Regions from separate parts of the Mus musculus genome. Here region 1 is linked to region 2. A link is a contact called in ENCODE Hi-C data. All regions are on one chromosome and are shown on one strand. The core of a region is the stretch at or near the end of the contact, and the rest is flanking DNA. Distances in the headings are between cores, read along the strand shown. Region 1 holds the start of Usp10 (ubiquitin specific peptidase 10). Region 2 overlaps Wfdc1 (WAP four-disulfide core domain 1).

Region 1 (7,161 bases), core at 4,371-6,870, 230 kb after region 2:
AGAGAATTCAGTAGGGTAAGTGCTGAGCCCCGGAGGCATATAGCCTTAGGACAGTCTAAGGATACGAGACCCGGAACCCGCTCTGTAGATAAGGCTGGCCTCCAAATCACAGAGATGCACTTGTCTCGGCTTCTGGAATGTTGAGATTAAAGACTCTTTCCAGGGTCAGAATTGGAGCCGAAAGCTCGGGAAAACCCCAAGAAAAAAAGGGGGGGGGGCTGGTGAGATGACTCAGTGGGTAAGAGTACCCGACTGCTCTTCCAAAGGTCCGGAGTTCAAATCCCAGCAACCACATGGTGGCTCACAACCATCCGTAACAAGATCTGACGCTCTCTTCTGGTGTGTCGTGTCTGAAGGCAGCTACAGTGTACTTACATATAATAAATAAATAAATCTTTAAAAAAAAAAAAAAAAAAAAAAAGGAAAACGCTTACCCTAGCATAGCCGGCGGCCTTGAGCTTGAGTTTCCTCTCCCGAGCTACAAAAACACATATACACGCTCACATAGATGACACAGACAAGCTCTAAAACGCGGTTGGCTTTGTGTATCCATTTCTGTTTTCGGTATTACAAATGAAAACTGTTGAGGGCAGAGGGGGCTGGGGAGTTGGCTCAGCAGTTAAGAGCACTTGCTGCTCTTTCAGAGGACCTGAGTCTAGTTCCCAGGACCCGCTCAGGAGGCTCATAACCATGGGTACCTCCAGCTCCCAGGAACCCAATATGTTCTCCCTCTCTTCTGGGCTCTGAGGGCATTTTACACATGTAGTGAGCCCAAATAAAGAAAATGTGATATTTATGTATTTATTTATTTGTTCTGCCTATGGTTTCAGACACTGGGACGAGGGGGCCTGGGTGCATATTTAACATATCAAAAGCAGATCTGGTCTCCGGGTTCTAGAAGCATCCGTCAATGCCTACCTGCTAAAACCCTGAACTCTGCAGCCCAGGGACTGGGCTGCCCTTCTCCCAGAGGCTCTTCCCTAATAAATCCAGACATTTTGGTCTCCCCCTCTCTCTTCTCTCTGCACATGAGCCCTGCTCTTTTCCCTGTTCCCCCAAGCCCCATAATGACTTTCCAGATCTCGGTCCTTAGGTTCAATAAACTTGGCTTGAGGGAAGCTTTCCAATGCACCTGCATTTAATATAATCTAGCTTGAATTGGATCATTTCAGTAGTGGGGACAAAATTTATCAGTTTGTTTGATTTTCGAGGCAGGTATTTCTCTGTAACTCTGGCTGGCCTGGGACTCCCTAGTAGCCCATGCTAGCCTCAAACTCACAGTCGTGCCTGCTTCTGCCTCCAGAGTGCTGGAATTAAAGATGTGTGCCACCATCACCCGACTTGTGATAATAATTTACTTTGGAGGCTTTGCCTTTGTTTGCTTGTTTGTTTGTTTGTTTGTTTGTTTGTTTTTGGAGGCAAAGTCTCGATTCCAGGCTGACCTCAAACTCAGTATGTAACTAAGCTGGTTTTGAGTGCCTACTGATTCTCCTGCCTCAGTCTCCTAAGTGCTAGGATTCCAGGTGTATGCCACGTATAGCTATTATTTGTTTGTTTGTTTGTTTGTTTGTTGGTGGTGTTTTGAAATAAGTCCTGACTATGTAACTCTTCACTGGCCTAGAACTCACAGACTTCCTTCTGCCTCTGCCTCATTAATACTGGGATTAAAGGCCCGTGTGACCAGGCCCACACTACATACATGATTTAAAAAACAATACGTACATTTATTTAATATTTATCAAGTATTATATACTCAGGCCTCAGCATGAGCATGGAGATCAGAGGACAACTGGTCAACCCTTCTGTCCTTCCTCCATATTCCAAGACAGGGTTTCTTCATATAGCCCTGGCTGTCCTGGAACTTGATCTGTAGAGCTGGGTGGCCTTGAGTCAGTGCCTTTAGCCACTGATGCACTTCTCCAAACTTTGCCATGGAACTCTGGTCAACAGTCTTGGCGGCAAGCACCCTTGCCGCTGAGCCCTCTCACCTACCCACAATGCCTTGTGCATCCATCACTTATAGAGCACACTCCTGCACTAGTCTTGTTGGTGCCTCTCAAATGGTCAGACTTTCCATTCTTCCCTGTTTTTCATTTTGTCACAATCATGTCTATTGCCACTGTGGCTAGAGAGTCTTCAATGACTGGGAAGGTGCCCAACTCACCTGGGATACAACCATTTTCCATGACTGCCATTTTTGTTTGAAAACTTGGATTTTATCATTGTCAATAAATGTTAAAGTTACCAGGCCCCTCCTGGGGAAATGTTACCTTCCTGCCCAAGGATTCTGAGAAGGGTGATAATTTTCACACCTACATGTGATCAGAGTTCCAAAAATGATCTCCTCAGGTAGGGCAGGTCTGGAGAATTGCTCTGTCCCCTTGAGCATAGAATTAACTACCATGTGCCAGGCTGCATACATATCCACAGTCTTAATAGGAAGTGTGTGGTTTCTCGTGGCCCTCTGGAAAACATCTGCTAAGGGGGTGGGGGGGGACTCAGCTCAAGGGGATTTCAGGAAGTCTCCTTGGGGTGGGGTTAAAAAAAAAACAGCTGGGCGTGGTGGTGCACGCCTTTAATCCCAGCACTTGGGAGGCAGAGGCAGGCAGATTTCTGAGTTCGTGGCCAGCCTGGTCTACAGAGTGAGTTCCAGGACAGCCAGAGCTACACAGAGAAACCCTGTCTTGAAAAAACCAAAAAAAAAAAAAAAAAAAAAAAAAAAAACCCACCCACTGGAGGCCTATTATCTGCTGGGTAGGCATATTGTTCCCAGTTACTTTATCACGGCTGGGGTGGATTGCACTTAATTTACTGGTTTAAAAAAAAAAGAAACCACAAATTCTTTCCTTTACAGTTCTTCAGGTTAGAAGATGGACAGGGTTCAAATCAAGGTGTAGGCAGAGCTTTGGGCATGGTTGGTGGCCTAACTAGCTTTTAGAGGCCAGCTGCAGGCCTTCCACTCCTGACCTTTATCTATGTCTCCCAGACAGGGCCTCATGTAGCCCAGGCTGGCCTCTAGCTCAATTTGTGACTCAGGATAACCCTGAACTCCTGGTCCTCCTGCCTCTACCTCTGGAGTATTGGGCTCTCAAGCTGGGTTGCCACCATGCCTAGTGTAGGTGGTGCTTTTATAGATGCTGGGCAATTGCTCTACCAAGGGAACTCCAGTCCCGTTCTCCCCCACCTGTCTGCTGTCTCTCCTGTCCTTGCCTATATTCCCTTCTAGAGACCCTTGTGACACCATGGGACCCACTTGGAATGACCCTGTTCGCATTCCTCAGCACCATCCCATCTGCAAGGGTTTCATCGTCTAAGTCACGTCTCCAGGTATTTTGGGACTCAGCTGTGTTCAGGTCTTTACAAAGGGGTTAATCACATCTGATGTGAAAGAGACACAGAAAGCTTAGGGAGCCTGTCTGAGTCAACACAACCATCTCTCGAGGAACCCGGCTTGAACCTCCAGGCAGGCTGCTAAGCATGGTGTGGGTCCATTGTGAGGCAGGGGGAAGGAGAAAGTTAAGGTTACAGTATGGGTGTGGGCAGCCTGACTCCTGGGGATCTAGTCTGTGTTTCCTGTTGGCTGGGAGTTACGAAACTGAGACTGATAAAGCCAAGGTTACCTGTAGGGGTAAAGGTGGTTTTCCTCAGGACACCGCCACCAATGATGCTAAATGCAATAAAGCATTCCTACTTGGAGCCAGGACGTTTGTGACCCTGAGCCTAACCCTAGTAGCACTCCCATTCCCCACCCCTCTTTTGTTTTTTCTGAGATGGGGTTTCTCTGTATAACCCTGGCTGTCTTGGAACTTGTTCTGTAGACCAGGCTGGCCTCAAAGATATCCACCTGCCTCTATCGATGGAGTGCTAAAATTAAAGGTGTGTGCCACCGCACCTGGCCCAATATCCTGACCTGAACAACCAACTTGATAAAACCACCTGACTTGGTTTTATTTACCAAAGGAAATTATCATTTTCTGAAACAAAAAGTCTTGAGTCTTGATATCTGAGCCATTCTGGTCTGGATTTTTTTTTTCTTGAGACAGGGTTTCTCTGTGTAGCCCTGGCTGTCCTGGACCTCACTTTGTAGACCAGGCTGGCCTCGAACTCAGAAATCTGCCTGCCTCTGCCTCCCGAGTGCTGGGATTAAAGGCGTGCATAACCACGCCTGTCTCTGGTCTGGATTTTATCAGAGACCTGCCTGCCTCTGTTTCAGCCATCTGAGATTAAAGGTGTGTGCAATCAAGAGGGCCAAAAGAAAATTCTCAGGAGAAAGAAACCATTGAACCAACTCGTAGAGTTTTGCTTTGCTTTGCTTTGTTTGCTTTGTGGAGCCAGAGTTCGGAGTATGAAGCGTAGCCCTGTACTAGGGAAGTAGGGGCGGGAGATACAGGAGTTTCAGTTCATCCTTGGCTGCTAGAAAGTTTGAAGCCAATGTGCATGGGGCGCACGCCTTTAATCCCAGCCCTTGGGAGGCAGAGGCAGGCAGATTTCTGAGTTCGAGACCAGCCTAGTCTGCCAAGTGAGTTTCAGGACAGCTGGGGCTTTACAGGGAAACCCTGTCTTGAAAAACGAAAGAAAGAAAGAAAGAAAGAAAGAAAGAAAGAAAGAAAGAAAGAAAGAAAGAAAGAAAGGAAGGAAGGAAGGAAGGAAGGAAGGAAGGAAGGAAGGAAGGAAGGAAGGAAGAGAAAGAGAGAAAGTAAGTTTGAAGCCAGTGCGCATGGTGGTGCCCACCTTTAATCCCAGCATTTGGGAGGCAGAGGCAGGTGCATTTCTTAGTTTTAGGCCAGCCTGGTCTACAAAGTGAGTTCCAGGACAGCCAGGGCTACACAGAGAAACCCTGTCTTGAAAAACCAAAAAAAAAAAAAAAAAAAAAAGAAAAGAAAGTTTGAAGCCAATTTTTGCTACATGTGTAGCACAGCAAAGAAAAACAAAACCAAGACACCTGAGGGCAACTCTCTGGAGCAGCTGTGCCCACACTTGAACATTATCCTTTTCCTTCTTGTCTCTAGATCCTAAACTCAGTCCTACCCGTGTACCCTCTCTCACCTCTACTTAATAAACTTGCCAACTTTGCCCCACAGGGGCTTGTCATAAAATTCTTTCCTGGCCCGGCAGTGGTGTACACCTTTAATCCCTAATCCCTGCACGCTGGAAGCAGAGATAGGCAGATCTCAGAACTCAAGGCCGGCCTGGTCTACAGCTGGGAGTAGGAGGTTTAGTAAGGTTTTTTGTTTGTTTTTATTATTATTATTGCCTATATGGCTGAGTCAAGAACTTTCCCGTGTGTATACACTTGCGTGTGTGCAATAACTAACACCTACTGAGTCTCTACCCTTTGCAGAATGTGCTAAGTCATCAACATGACTATCCACCCCCCACCCCGAGACAGAGCTACCTTACGTAGCTGTGTGTGACCTGGAACTTGCTATGTAGACTGGTCTGCAATTCATAGATGATCGTCCTACCTCTGCAGTCTATATACTGAGCTCACAGGAGTACAATTCCTGGATTAACGAGTTCTTTCTAAAATTGTTTATTTTGCGTGTGCCCCTTTGTATGTCAGAAGACAGTCTGTAGTTGGTTTTCCCCTGGCGTCATGTGGATCCAGAGAATGGAACTCATTTGGTCCTCAAGGGTACAGGAGGCAGGGCTCCGTTACCCGCTGAGTCATCTCACTAGCTCCTTCAACGTTTACTTTTATGTTTTACAAAGAAAAAAAAAATCTTTTTTTCCCCAATGCCAGGTAAAACAAGCTAGTGAAGAGAATGAAGAGTGAAGGAATGAATGAATGAACGAACGGTCAGAAGAGCGCGCTCCATAGGGTAAGGGATCCTTGGAGATCTCCAGCGGAGATCCCAGGGCGGAGCTCAGGCGGACCCAGCGCAGTAACCACTCCGGAACTCCACCTTGCAGCCCCAGGGTGCCTGGCCAGCTCCATCCTCACGCCCTCGCCTGGAGCAGCCGCCCTCGGCGCGCTGGGGACAGAAGGGTCGCCGGCCCGGGGCGCACGCCCACCTGTCGCGCGCAGGCGCAGAACGCCGCCTGGCTCTCCCGCGGCGCAGTCAGTGCGCAGGCGCGGCGGCCGCTGCGAGTGTGTCTGTGCGGCGAGAAGATGGCGGCGACGGGAGACGCGGCGTGAGAAGCCGGAGCAGCACCGAACCTCATTGAGACGGGCCGCCATGGCCCTCCACAACCCACAGGTAGCGCGGGCCGTGTCTGGGCTGGGAGGTCTGGGCCACGGGACGGCCTCGGGGCGACGATCGCGAGGTGCGCGGCGGGCGAGCGGTGGGGGAGGCGCCGGCACGCTGCCGGCCTAGGCCCGCGCCGCGCCCCTCAGTGCCGCGCTTCCCCGGCTTCGGAGGCCGCCCGAATCTCCCCGAGAGCGCCCGAGCCGCCCCGAGAGTGTCCGAGCCGCCCCGAGAACGCCCGAGGCCGCAGGGAAGGCCTCCGCGTGCCCGGCCCGCAGCCGCCGAGTCCCGGGCGACGCTCTGGCCCAGCGCCGCCGGGGACCTGGCCCCTGGCCTCGGGAATTCTATTGCAAAGAAAACCGGGAAGCGCCGGGGCGGCATACTCCGGTTTGCCCGAGACTGACACCTTTTGCACGGTGTCCGAGCCCGGGCTGGGTCGGGGCCCGGCAGGCCGGATTGCCTGCTGTGTTTTCTGTGCCCGGAGCTGCTCCTGCAGCCCCTCTCCTAAGATGCACTTAGGACGAGTGAGAAGTCAGCACGTGGTGCCGCTTCTCCGGGCTGCGACTCTCGGGAAACTAAGAAGTAAAATTGCCTTTTTGAGGATGGTAGGTGGATGTATGTACAAGGCAGGTGAGGTCGGTCTGGTGAGGCCACCTTTGAAGAACGATCGTCTTTTTATTTGATCTTTCTCTTGGTCCACGATCGCCTCTAACTTAAGTTTTTTTTTTTCCCTATCTCAGCCTGGTGCGTTGCAGGCAAGAGCCACCATGTGCTTTTGAAAGGTTTTAGTAACTGTTGCAATATGGGATTTAAACCTCGAAACTGTTTTTAATAAAAGGTTAGATCCTAGGAGAAACTTCCGTTCTCTTAAGTATGTGGTGTTTCATAGATCAAATCTGAACTTTGCCTGTTTGACCTTTCCCCTCATCTGTAAATGCTTTTGTATTTGGTGTGCTTTTTTTTTTTTCAATAG
Region 2 (6,479 bases), core at 524-3,023:
CATCTCTCCAGCTCCGTGTCACTCCTTGCAGGTAGATAGTCAGATTTTTAAAAAACATTTACTTTTGGGCGTAATAACACACACACACATGTGGAGATGAGAGGAACTGTGTCAGGATCTCTGTCTACCGTGTGGGTCAAACTAATCATAGGCTAGGCAGCCAGCACCTTTACCCTCGAATCCATCTTTTTTTTTTTTTAATTTTCTTCTTTTTTAAAATTAATTAATTAATTTTATATATGTGAGTACACTGTCGCTGTCTTCAGACACACCAGAAGAGGGCATCAAATCCCATTCCAGATGGTTGTGAGCCACCGTGTAGCTGCTGGGAATTGAACTCAGCACCTCTGGAAGAGCAGCAGGTTCTCTTAAACGCTGAGCCATCTCTGCAGTCCCCCACCAGCTGTCTTAGTTAAGGTCACTACTGCTGCGATGAAATACCGTGACCAAAGCCACTTGGAGAGGAAAGGGTTTATTTTGCACACAGTTCCATACAAGGAACGGTTCATCATCCAAAACAGCGAGGGCAGGAACCTGGAGGCAGGAGCTGCTGCAGAGGCCACGGAGGGGTGCTGCTTACAGGATTGCTTTACTCTTAGAATCCAGGACCTCCAGTGCAGGGATGGCACCGCCCACATTGGGCGGGGCCCTCTTCCATCAATCACTAGTTAAGAAAACACTCTACGGAGCTGGCCCACAGCACAGCCCGATCTGGTGGAGGCATTCCCTTAACCAAGGTTTCCTCTCTTCAGGTTACTATATTTTATGTCAAGTCAGATATATACGTGCCCAGTACACCAGCTCTGTCAGTCTGGTGTTTGCCACATCACTTGAAGGAAACATGACAGTGTCCGAGGGTTCAGTCCATAGTTGGCTGGCTCCGTGGCCATGGGCCTTGGCAAGGCAGAACATCCTGGCAGTGGGAATGTGAAGTCGGACAAGGTTGCTTACGTCATGTCAGTGAGGACGCTGGGGACAGGAAGGGACCGAGTATCTCCTTCACAGGCATAGGTGGGCCCATGACGTACTCCCTCCAACAACACCCTCCCCCCTAAAGTTTCCGCCACCCTCCCTGAACAGCGCCACCTTCTGGCCATCAAGTGTTCTACTTGTGAGATGTATCCAAGATGGTGTAAACACGTTCTCTTGTGTATGATGTATGAATTCTCAGAGATCCCGATACATGGATGTACCATAAACAAAACTATGTTCCTATAGAAATGTACACGTACATGTATCTGCATGTTTGTTTACATGTATATACATGTATATGCAGATATATGAAGACAGATGAGAGCTGTCTCATAGCGGGTCATACTTTGCATGCAGACTGCTGTCCAGGCACACACTCCAAAACTGCCTTCCTTCTATAGCTCGCTCCTCCCTCCCTCCCTCCCTCCCTCCCTCCCTCCCTCCCTCCCTCCCTTCCTCTCTCCCTCCCTCTTGAAGCCATCTCTTTGAGGACTCGCAGAGAAAGAGCAAGTCAAACCCAGACCTTCCCCACTCTTTGCCTAGATAACTGTTTTCCCAGGGAGGAGGCTCAGGCTGAAAGCCTAGGTCAACGCCCTTTCACTATGTTCCACAGGCTGAAGAGGTTGCAGCGACAGGCTCCCGGCAGCCCCATGCAGACCGCTGCCCACCACCGCCAAGGACACTGCCCCCGGGTGCCTGTCAGGCCACACGCTGCCAGGCTGACTCTGAGTGCCCACGACACAGGCGCTGCTGCTACAATGGCTGTGCCTATGCCTGCCTGGAGGCGGTGCCACCTCCGCCAGGTAAGCTGAGCCAGGGTCAGGGGGTTGGAGGTCGGGTGGGCCCAACGCTGACCTAGGGAAGAGAAAGAGCTGAGCTGTATTTGTGCTGAGCTACCCGCTACCTAGGCTGGGTGTTCACCTGCAGGCTTCAGATATCCCGGCAGCTCCTGCTAGGTGCAGCTGCCTCACCTGTATGCACGGAGTCCCCAGCATGGACTGTACCCATTTAGGAACACCATGTCACCTCCATACAATCCCACCCTTTGAAGGGCAGTCCAACCTATAGGATGGCTCAGCCCATAGAAGAGTAAGGGATAAGAGGCTAAGGGTACCAACTCCCTACGGTCAAAGGAGAGAAAACACGCATCTAAGATATCACCTGACCTTCCACATGCACACACACACACACACACACACACACACACACACACACACTGAAAATAAAATTCAATATACATGTGTACCTGTATATCCAGGGTGGGACACAGCTCAGTTGGTAGCCTGCTTATACTCTGCCTTAGCACTTGGCCTATGGGGTTGGGAGACAGGAGGATAAGGGTGTCCCGGACGCTGCAGGCCTGTGGTGTGTCCTATAGGGCAGTGTGTGGGGAGCCATCTTCACCTCTTCTATGGGATGACACACCTCTCCCCACCCAGGGCTGGTCACATGACCCCACCCCAGGAAGACCTCCCTCCCTCTCACCTAGTTCTCTGTCAGTTCTAGACTGGCTGGTGCAGCCCAAACCACGATGGCTGGGTGGCAACGGCTGGCTGCTGGACGGTCCTGAGGAAGTGTTACAAGGTACCTGCCCCTGGGCATGCCAGGTCCCCAGATCAGAACCAGCCTTTCTCACTAGACTGTCCATGGGCCACAAGGATGCTGGCTGGGAGCCCAGTCTGGTTCCTATAGCTTGTGCAGAGAAAGAGTGAGGCTTTCCCTGACAGTGGGCCTCCTTCCTGGGTAGAGAATGAGAAGGAAGAGGGTCTGGGACCCCTAAAGTCTTAAAGGGCCTTGTGGCCACCTCTGGAGAAAGGTTCCTTATGTGGATAGAAAGTGAAGGATGTTTCTTAAAGGAACCACATACGGGCCTGAGGTTTCCTGGGGACAGTGTACTTGTGTCTGTGCATCTGGGCATGTGGCTTTGCACGCCCTCATGCGGACCATGTTGGTCAGGGTATGCTACTATGCACACACCCGTTCTTGTGGCTGTGGATGAACATATGTGTGTCTGTGGATAAGCACGTGTGTGTGAAAGCATGTGTATATATAGGTGTTGATTGTGGGTGGTTGTAGTGCGTACACATGTGTCTGTAGCTGTGTGTGCGTGTTTCAGGTATGCCAGTGTACACGCATTCACATGTTGTTCTCTGTACGATGGTGCATTTAGGGTGCTGCGACTGTGTGCGCGTGCAGGCGTGCTGATGGGAGGTGGCCTCTCTGGGTGCACATGTGTGTATAAACGTGGCTTGATGTCAGAGTGTGCATGTGTGCGCTGTGTGAGAGGCACAGCACCGTCTAGCATCTGGATGGGGGTGGAAACTGGCCTTTCTGGATGGGGTGTACTGTCTGAGACCTGGCCTGTGTCCCTCCACAGCAGAGACTTGCAGCACCACTGAGGATGGGGCAGAGCCACTCCTCTGTCCCTCAGGCTATGAGTGCCATATCCTGCAGCCAGGGGACGAAGCCCAGGGCATACCCAACCATGGACAGTGTGTTAAGCAACGCCGGCAAGCAGGTGAGCGCTGCTGGTCCAAACTGCCCTGGACCGGCCCCAACCCCATTGCCAGAGAACACCTTGTCACCCAAGACTGGCTCAGAGTCCTTGAGCCTCACTTCCTGTCCCTCTGTGCTCTGCTCCCTCCTGTAACTCCAGCTCTGCCTGTGTCTGCTACCTGGGTGGCTTTGGGGTCGATTTCTTTGCCTCTCTGAGCCTCAGTTTCTTCCCCTGTAAAATGGGACCACTTCCTGTTGTCATAGGGTCAGGGGAAAACATGCAGAGTTCTGGGAGTGGAGCCAGGCAGGCACAGGTGTTGGGCGACACCAGATCTTGTGTATCCATCTCTAGATCAGTCTTTAACCCCTTAGACTTGAATTTCTAAAATCTATTATTGTGTATGGAGTATGATGAGGGAAGAGCAAGCAGGTGCTCCGAGGCCCACGTGTGCTCTGTGGCCAACTTTGGGGAGTCCCTCCTCTCCCTTCAGCTTCTCATGGGCTCTGGAACTGGAACTCAGATCATCAGGCTGGGGCGCACTGCAGACACCTTTACCTGGTGATCCATCCAAGAGACACAAACCTCACAGTTTGAATTATCTGAGAATCCTTGCTTAGATGGCAGTGGGTTATCATTAACAGGTGTCACTGGAGGTCGTGGGTAAAGCAGTGAATGGCAAGGTCCAGCCTGTGTGAAATGGGCTGAGAGCAGAGTGGTCAAGCTGCTAATTGAGGTTCTATAGGGAACAGCCAGGTTAACACACACACACAAGACCATCATGGCTCTGCACGGAGTAGCGTCTTCCCATTTATCAATGCCAGTCCCTAGATACCAGGTGATGGAGAGGGGGGTGGACCTGCAGATATATAACCCCCGAAGCAGGCAGCCATCTAGTGCTGCAGGATAGAGGGATGCCTTCCATGAGAAACCCTGGCATCCCTAGGGATGCTTCATACATCGGAAACCCCCCATCCCTGACTCTTTCTCACAAGGTCTCATGTAGCCCAGGCTGGCCCAGACCCTCTACTTATTGTAGCTAAGGATGGCCTTAGACTTCTGATTCTTCTGCCCTCACCTGCTGGGATTACAGGCCTATAATACCATAAGCCACCATGCTGAGTTTATATACAAGGCGATAGAGCACAGGGCTTTGTGCATTGAGGCAACACTCTGCCAGCTGAGCTGTACCCCAGCTCCAGGATGGCCTTTCTGGTCTCCTGATCTTGCTCATTTGATTCTATGATTTCTCAGACCAGTTCAGACAAGTTCTAGAGAGTCTGAATCCAAATGGACTCATTTCCTAAGGAAGCTAAGCATGGAGAATGGGCTCTTCAACAAGACCACACCACGGATGCCCAAAATCAAGAATGAAATGCAATGGAGACAAGTCTGCAGCCCAGAACATCAGAAACCACTCACAGCCTGCTGCTTCCTTCCTGGGTGCCCTCGCTCTCTCACTAGACTTTCTTAGTCTCAGTTTTTCTATCTGTAAAATGGGCTTTGGGGTACTGATTACTGCATGGGCAGATTCTAAGGCTTGAATCGATGTCTGTGGGGTGCTTATGTCTCACCGGACACACAGCAGCTCTGCAGTGAGTGTGAGCCACCTCTGGCCCTGGCACATCAGGTCAGGATCCTGCCCAACCATGAGCTGCACAGGCACCTGTGTGTGCATGCCCGAGTGTGCTCTGCGTGCCTCCTCGCCCGCAGGAACACCTCCAGACCCCCAGATGGAAATGAATTCTTCCCGTCTTGACCTCAGGGCTGTCACTTAGAAATAATTGCTGATAATTATATCTGAGTTTGGAAACATCTTAAAGCCCCTCAACTTCCCTTAGGACAAAGCTCTCAGTAGAGTACAAGAACACATGTCATGGTAACTGAGAGACACTGTTACAAGAGACATAGTTTTTTTAAACCACATATTCAGAGTAACCTCAGGAATATGGAAGAGCTTCAGGAACATAACTGGGGCCACCATCGAGGCCCAGCACTATTAAAACAATTCTCCCCCCCCCCATAGAAATGAGCTACTGGGGTCATTTGAGAATTTATTGCTAGGGCTAGAGAGATGGGTGAGAACCCTTGTGGAGCAAGGATAGGGACCTGAGTCTACATTTTTAAAAACATGCTGGGTGTGGCCAGGTGTGATATTCCAGCTGTGCTGCTGTGTGTCTGGTCACCCATCTAGCGCCAGGTTCAAAGGACCCTACCTCAAAGGAACAAAGTAGACAATGAAAAGCAGGATACTAATGTCTTCTCTGGCCTCCAAGCTCATACAGGCATACACTCATGCACACACACATGCATGAATGCACACACAAGCACGCACACACACATGCATGCGCACATATCACACACACACAGAATAAACTATGGGCTAAAGACCACCCTAAGGCACAGTCTTTCTTTTTACTGCTCTCCTGGGCCAATGGACAGAGAGCTTTATTGTCCAGACAGCAGTTCCCAAACTCTATGGTCTCAGGTCTCTTTTGATCCTCAAATTAAGGCCAAAACATTTGCCCAGAGCTGTAAGTGGAAACTGACTAGCACAGCCCCTGAGCTCCTAAAAGCTTTCTCTTTTTGCTTGTTGCGCAGAAGGGCGGGTCCTGCGACAGAGGCTTCACAAGGAATATCCAGGTGAGAGGAAGAAGGCGCTCTTTCCCTGAAGAAGACACAAGAAAGGGGAGAAGGCATATGTGTGACTGAATACATTTCAAAAGACCAGGGCTGAGCTAGAGAGAACAAAATGGCAATTAGGTTTGAGAAATAAAGTCGAGACCTGTCATGATGATGAGTGTGAGCCGGAGAGGGGCTCAGGGCAGTCATGTCCTTACGCTCTTGTCAGAGTCTGGGGATGGGCACAGTTGTCTCTCCTACCCTCATGCAGGGAATTGGATGATCAGTTATCCATCTTTCTGATTGTTCATTTATCTAAGAATCCATACATACATACATCCGCCCATTTATCCACCTATCCATTCTTACATCCACTTTACCCACCTGCCCA

The links. A loop is a pair of places that touch in the nucleus more often than their neighbours do.
Region 1: a map of Patski shows a loop between it and region 2 (2.2-fold over the local background). The contact joins the promoter of Usp10 here to the enhancer-like site in region 2. A Hi-C loop is called at or near these places in 11 of 37 maps with a recorded cell type or tissue (Patski, gastrocnemius, heart and 2 more).

The regions. Positions count from the first base shown.
Region 1 is chr8:119,904,740-119,911,900 of GRCm38, forward strand. It overlaps Usp10 (ubiquitin specific peptidase 10), which reads left to right and starts at 5,621. Exons shown (of 14, transcript NM_009462.2): 1 at 5,621-6,200. The coding sequence starts at 6,180.
Region 2 is chr8:119,677,683-119,684,161 of GRCm38, forward strand. It overlaps Wfdc1 (WAP four-disulfide core domain 1), which reads left to right. Exons shown (of 7, transcript NM_023395.2): 2 at 1,586-1,775; 3 at 2,473-2,556; 4 at 3,350-3,490; 5 at 6,068-6,109. Among named protein-coding and RNA genes, the nearest start is that of Gm32352, 10 kb to the left of the region's middle. Within about 2 kb of position 1,774, at least 1 of the 3 ENCODE cell types and tissues checked has a DNase peak (open chromatin) inside an H3K27ac peak, as active enhancers do; it is heart, where a contact is called at or near this core.